Regions from separate parts of the Homo sapiens genome. Here region 2 is linked to region 1. Evidence: chromatin contacts called from ENCODE Hi-C or POLR2A ChIA-PET data. All regions are on one chromosome and are shown on one strand. The core of a region is the stretch at or near the end of the contact, and the rest is flanking DNA. Distances in the headings are between cores, read along the strand shown.

The links. Hi-C counts contacts between places; a loop is a spot of excess contacts on that map. ChIA-PET counts read pairs that join two places held with the same protein, here RNA polymerase II (POLR2A). Pooled maps may share reads with other maps.
Region 2: a map of heart right ventricle shows a loop between it and region 1 (4-fold over the local background). The contact joins two enhancer-like sites. A Hi-C loop is called at or near these places in 35 of 168 maps with a recorded cell type or tissue (Calu3, HCT116, K562 and 21 more), 11 of 37 single-sample maps with no recorded cell type and 40 of 50 pooled maps. POLR2A ChIA-PET finds 5 or more read pairs at or near these places in 1 of 52 experiments (activated CD8-positive, alpha-beta memory T cell).

The regions. Positions count from the first base shown.
Region 1 is chr2:32,557,834-32,561,374 of GRCh38, reverse strand. All of the region lies in intron 65 of BIRC6 (baculoviral IAP repeat containing 6), which reads right to left. BIRC6-AS2 (BIRC6 antisense RNA 2) reads left to right here. Exons shown (of 2, transcript NR_125793.1): 2 at 3,503-3,541. Among named protein-coding and RNA genes, the nearest start is that of BIRC6-AS2, 15 kb to the left of the region's middle. Within about 2 kb of position 2,019, at least 2 of the 41 ENCODE cell types and tissues checked have a DNase peak (open chromatin) inside an H3K27ac peak, as active enhancers do.
Region 2 is chr2:33,021,897-33,025,437 of GRCh38, reverse strand. The region is part of intron 3 of LTBP1 (latent transforming growth factor beta binding protein 1); the gene reads right to left. Among named protein-coding and RNA genes, the nearest start is that of LTBP1, 77 kb to the right of the region's middle. Within about 2 kb of position 2,022, at least 3 of the 41 ENCODE cell types and tissues checked have a DNase peak (open chromatin) inside an H3K27ac peak, as active enhancers do.

The sequences.
Region 1 (3,541 bases), core at 770-3,269:
AGCTACTCAGGTCGCTGAGGCAGGAGAATCACTTGAGCTTGGGAAGTGGAGGTTGCAGTGAGCCAAGATCGTGCCACTGTCCTCCAGCCTGGGCAACAGAGCTAGACTCCATCTCAAAAAAAGAAAAAAGAAAAAAAAAAAAAAGTATGTTACTTGGAGGTCAATTTTTTTTTTTTTGAGATGTAGTCTCACTCCGTCACCCAGGCTGCAGTGCAATGGCATGGTCTCGGCTCACTGCAACCTCTGTCTCCCGGGTACAAGTTACTCTCCAGCCTCAGCCTCCCAAGTAGCTGGGACTACAGGCACGTGCCACCACGCCCGGCTAATTTTTGTATTTTTAGTAGAGATGGGGTTTCACTATGTTGGCCAGGCTGGTCTCGACCTCCTGACCTCGTGATCCACCCGCCTCGGCCTCCCAAAGTGCTGGGATTACAGGTGTGAGCCACCGCCCCCGGCCTACTTGCAGGTCAATTTATAAAGCACGAGATGTTGCATAAAAAAAAAAAAGTCGGGCACAGTGGCTTATGTATGCAATCCCAGTGACTCAGGAGGCTGAGACAAGAGGATTGCTTAAGGCCAGGAGTTTTGAAACTAGCCTGGGCAACATAATGAGAACCTATTTCTACAAAAAATTTTAAAACTTAGCTGGGCATGGTGGCAGGTGCCTGTAGTCCCAGCTAATCAGGAGGATGTTTGAGCCTAAGAATTGAAGGCTGCAGTGCCCTATGAGCACACCACTGCACTCCAGCCCGGGTGGCAGAGAAGACTATGACTGAAGAAGAAAAAAGAAAAAATATATAGTTACATTATATTCACATGTAAACAAAAGGGCATAGAGAAAACAACACAGCTCCTCTGAAATAAATGAAACATGCTATTCCCTCTTATTTAACTGGTATATATTTTACTCTATTGAGTTAGCATTAGGAGAGGCCAACTGGGAATCTTACATTATGGAAATAGAAGAAGATATTCTCTTCATATCAAGGAGTATGAAGGCAAAAGCTAGCAAAACAAGGTAATAATAAGCACTGGCACACGAGACTGGGAATAGTCCAAAAAATGTGAGAGATAAAATTGTGTGTTTATTTTACAAAAATCTTTAAAATTTTAAAAAGAACTTTAAATTTCATTACTGTACTTTAAAAAATATCTCAAGATATCAAATTTCTTCATTTTAAACTAAAAATATCAAGTTTTTTGTATTTCTGTATTTTTCTTGACAACCATTAGTTACGTAAGTATGCTTTTCTTTAAGTCAAATTCTATATTAATGCATATGACAATCTATGCCTATGTCTGGAACCTGACATGTGTTATTTATATCGGATTTATTATTATTGTTGTCATTATTTTTTTGAGATGAAGTCTCACCCTGTTGCCCAGGCTGGAGTGCAGTGGCGTGATCTCGGCTCACTGCAACCTCCGCCTCCCGGGTTCAGGCAATTCTCCTGCCTCAGCCTTCCAAGCAGCTGGGATAACAGGCACCCGCCACTACACCTGGCTAATTTTTTTGTATTTTCAGTAGAGACAGGGTTTCACCATGTTGGCCAGGCAAACCCTTGAACTCAGGTGATCCACCGGCCTTGGCCTCCCAAAGTGCTGGGATTACAGGTGTGAGCCACTGTGCCGGCCTTATTTTTTTTTTTTTTTTAAAGATTTTGAAGACCCCCCCAACCAAGAGGAGAACTTGGAAAACTAATGTAGAGCTGATTTATGCTCTCCTTTTAAGACATGTGCTTTTATTGTAAATTAATGTGTACCGGTGGTCAGCAAGCAACAAGAATGGATAAAGATAATAAACCCTTAATAAAAACCTGCCTGTTAAAGCACAAAACAACATAAAAACTACTTCAATCTTGAATTCTTTCATTCTATTTTTGCCATGAAGAGCTTCATCAGAAAACCCTTAGATGTCTTCAAATTTAGCTCCTTTACACATACTTCATTGTTATTACAGGATTCAATGTGCGCCTGCCTGACAAAGAACAGAGGCACAACACGCTGTTATGCAACACCATGTCTCCAAGTGCAGCTTGCAGCTCCTTTACTCAGCAAGCACCAAATGCATGTTTAATCAGTGTTACAGCTTACAACCAGGCAAGTGAAGTCACTATCCTTCCAATCCTCAAAAGGGCCTGTTTGCTGATTTATGCATAGCTTGAAGACTATCTTGGAATTGTCATCAACAGCTACAGATGCGGGTGTGTGACATTACAAAACTTATGCCAATAAACAATTTTTTTCATTTTTATAGTAGTAACTGGTAGTAGGGAGAGGAATAAAATCACTTTCTGCATTTGGAACTAAAACATTTCAATGGGGAAAAGTATCTTCAAACAGCTGAAAAGAAAAAGAACAGTGTAAAGGTTCATCAGACAGAAAATTCAAAAGAAATAACCATAAACATTAGCATTTTGGAGGAAATATGTGATTCAGCATATAAAAAACCTAAAAAAACTAAAAAATAGAGCCTATTTACAGTGTGACTTACTTGCAGAGGCTAGCAATTTACATCAAATAGTTACAGTGAAATTTACCACAGATTACTAACAGCGAAGATACATCCCTTCAGGATATACTGAAAACATTTGCCATCTTTGATATGAAGCTTGTTCAGCTTTTGTTCACAAGCCCTCCGTGAAGAGAAAAGGTTCATTCATCACTATTGTGGACTAAAGCAACATATCTGATAACACTTTACTCCTGATGCAATGTAGGGTAAGCAGCACTTCTCTTTTAATTATTTTAAAACTCTGACATTTAGTAACTCCATTATTTTAAGCTTAAATATGTGATGTGTTTAATCTGTGGAAATAAATCTTTTATTAAGAGATAAACTCTGCTATTAATTGCTTTTTCAAAATATTAGTAAAATGGAATTAATTTCAATACTAGATTATAAAATTAATGACACAATGATCCTCTAATCTTCAAAGGAAAAAATTATTTAAATCCCTATTCTGCTCAACTGCTCCCCAAAAGAGTTGCTTTAAAAAGGAGTTGATGTTCTAAACTTACCGAATTGTATACACTAAGTATGTGTAGTTTTTTGTATATAAATTGCAGTTCACATTAAATACATCAGCCTAGTTAGATACGTAAAAATTTTTAAGTATCTAAGTAAATACAGAATACGTAAATGGCAGAATCTAACTTCTACATTTTCATTATATTTTCGGCTCTTCAGCCCAAATGTTAAAAACAACAGATTTTAAATTCTATTAAAATACACTCATTTACTATCATTTTCCAACACGTTAACAGACTAAAGTAGGACTGCACACTGAAAAACTACGCAAGAAATGCAACATGTATAATAAATACATTTACTAGCTCTCTGCTAGTAAATACATTTTCTAGTATTTACTAGCTAGTATTTCTTTTCTAGCAATTTTCTAGTATTTACTAGTATTTTCTAGCAATTTTCTAGTATGTACTAGTATTTGTAATAAATACATTTTCTAGCAATTTGCTTCACAATCATTCTCTTTTTCTCTAGATGAAGACATTTTCTGGGAAAACTGGTACTTCTGTCATC
Region 2 (3,541 bases), core at 773-3,272, 460 kb before region 1:
TGTGTCTTTTTGGAATTGTTTTGTTGAAATCTTAGTCAGTAGCTTGGTTTTCAAGCAACCTTTAGAGCTTTATATTACCTTATATTACCGTTAATCTTCATATTTATCAAGTTCTAATTAAATCATATCCTAAATATGGTTATTTTTAAATATGTCCACGAATTCTTTGATATTTCTCCATTTAAGCAGTGCAGCATACTTCTACCCCCTCTGAGTGAGGACTAGACTTAGCAACTCACTACTAATCAGTACAATAAGGTAAGCGTGAGGGTGTGGCATCCTTAAGACCAAGACCATAAAGGCACTGTGGCCTTCTCCTCGCTCTCCCTAATCTAGGATCACTCACTCTGGGAGAAGCTTATGGCCACATTGTGAGGACACTCAGGCTGCTCTACAGAGAGGTCCACATAGAGAGGAAGTGAAGCTTTCTGCCAACAGCCAGTGCCAGGGCTAAGGCCTCCTGCCAACAGCCATGAAAGTGAGCCATCTTGGCAGTGGATTCCCCAGCCCCAGTCGAGCCTTCAGATGACTGCCACCCCTGCTGACTGCTTGGCTGCAGCCCCTGGATTCCTGACACAGACTGTCAGTCAATAAATGCATGTTATTTTAGGTTGCTAAGTTTTGGGGTGATTTGTTACACAGCCAAAGAAAACTAATATGCCAGGCTACCTAGCCTCACATCATTGCCTCCCCTGGATACACCCTTCTCCTCCAGTTGTATGTATCTGAATCCAACCATCTTTTCACAGACACCTTCTCTAAGGAGCCATCCCTGGACTCCACTGCACTAACACTCCAAAATCTGGAAACAACTGCTCTTTCCTTTGATTTCCTAAGGAACTTTATTTGTATTTGGTTCTAAATCAAGTTGCCTAAAACCAATTCAGCCAAAGGTAAAACCAATTCATCTAATCCCCACCTGCCTAAAATATGTGCTTTTAACACTACAATTTTACCAAACTAGCTGTTCCTCAAACATCTCAGGCACACTCCTGCCTCAAAGCCTCTGCCTCACCCCTACATATCTGCAGGGTTCATGCACTTATCGCAGGCCTTTGCTTAAATGCCTCTCAGTAGGGTCTTCCCTGGCAGCCTATTTAAAACTGCCACACCCCTCACTCTTCCCCACCACACACCAACCCAGCATGTCCTATCTGCTAATGCAGTTTTATTTTCTCCACAGCACTTATGAATATCTAATGTGTATTTTAATTATGTCATTTATCAACTGTCTCTCCCTCTCTAAACTGTAAGTTCCAAGAAAGCAGACATTTTATGTAGTTGCCTAGTGTTATCTATCCTTAGCTCCCTGAACTGTGCCCTCATACATAAAATATGCTCCATAAAAACTTGTTGAATAAGTGATCAAGATGATAGCACTTCATGTGACACACAATGAACGTAACACTAAACATTTTGGCATGTTAGACATATTTATGTATATAGTTGAATACTTTAAGGAGGCTTAATCAATCTCCTCCTTTACTGGTTAAACACAAAACCTGAAATATCCTAAAATAGGCAATCTGAAAGATAACTTAAGGATTGTAACATTTCTCAAAAGTAGCCAAAGTGGGCCTATCACATGTGATTCCTTGGCCATTTGATTAAACATGACTCACTGTGATTATGTCATAACCTAAATTAATCAAAGGGCTAATTCTATAGCTTTGTATAGTTTCCTTTGTATAGCTCATTTGTCATTTCAAAATCTCCTTAAGAGCAGGACTGGATCTTGTACATCTTAATCTTCTCTGCAGGGACTAGATAATGGGGCAAACTATATAGTTTATTAATATCAGGATTGATGGCACCCAAGGCCATCTCTTCTCATCTCTTCTCTTTACTTAAAAGTGCACCAGTAGGCACACCCATATATACATGCCTATAACAATGCTACCATAAAAAAGCATCTTCATTCAGCAGATGAAGTCTCCAAAGCAAACTGCCTAATGACTTTATTTTACCAAAGCTGAGTCAGAGCTGAAACCTTAGCCTCCTCTTTGACTCACAACATTCTTGTCTAAAGTACACCGCGGCTACCAAAAGGAAGGAAAAAAAATAGACTGTTCCTTTATCTGACATCCGACATACGGTTCTTACTAACAATCCATATATATACATCATAGAGGGTCAAATTCTAACAGTGGATGGTGATATTGAAGATGAATAATGTTGCTTGTAAATTACTTTACAGTTTATGTAAGTCATAATGCTAGAAAAAACTAATTGCAATTCACAGTAATCTGACTCTTGATCGCCAAAGCATAGTTCAACACAGAATTGTTTTTTGTTTTTAATATCCAAAACAATGTTGGAAGGGAGATGTCTAGCTATGATATAATCAAAGCTTTATACCGTTCCAAGGACACACAGTTATATTCATGTTCTGGCACACACAAAAAAAGCACTACTATCCTTTAGAGAAAAAGTTAGCAAACTACAGTTCATGGGCCAAATCCAGCCCACAGCCTGCTTTCCTATGGCCCAGAAGTTAAGGATAACTTTTATGTTTTTTAATGGTTGAGAAAAAAATTTAAAAAAGAATAATACTTCATGACCTGTGAAATTTATATGAAATTCAAATTTCAATGTCCATAAAGTTTTATTAGAACACAGTCACACTCATTAATTCATACACTGTCTATGGCTGCTTTTGTGCTACCATGGCAGAACTGAGTAGATGCAACAGAAACCGTATGTCCCACAAAGCTAAAAATATTTACTATCTGTCCCTTTACAGAAAATTTTTGCCAACTCCTTCCTTCAGGGCATGGATGCTGAAACGTGACTGCCTCTGTTTAAATTGTAATACTGTCACTTAGTAACTGTGGGACCTTGAACAAACTATTTAACCACTCTGTACCTCAGTCTTCTCATCTGTAAAATGGGTTTAATAATGTTACCTTCCTTACAGGATCCTTGTGAGCTGTAAGTGAACAATACACAATAAGTGTTTAAAAGAGTACCTGGCACATAGTAAGCCCTTACTAAGTATTAGCTATACCTATCTTACCTTTGCTTCTTGTTGAGGGCTGCAGAATGTGTTTTCCAACAGCAAAGTAGCATTTCAAACTAGTCCCTAAATCTAGCTACCACAATAGAACTGAAGTATTATGAGACAAGAAGAAATTAGAGAATAATGAAGAAAAACAGAAAAAAAAAAAAAAAAGAGGATTGAGGAGGGAATAGGAGAAAAGAAAAAGACCACACTCAGAAGAAACAGTAGGTGGTCTATTCGAAGGGGAAGTAAAAATAAGGATAATTTCATCTATAGCAACAGACTGAATAACTTCTGTGGGCTGACTGGATACTAATCACCATATGGAAGCTGTCTCTGCAGAGGGAAGAAGCATTCTAAATTCCAAGCAAGTGACTTACAAATGAACTGCTACGTCAAGCCCATTTTTAAGTTGGGAACTTCCTGTATTTTACCTTCCTAGACAAATGACAAGTGATAGTTGCAGTACATTCTGCATCTTATTATCCATACAGAATAGCTCATTAAGAGGAGACAATTTGTTTAAGGACCCGGTGCAGC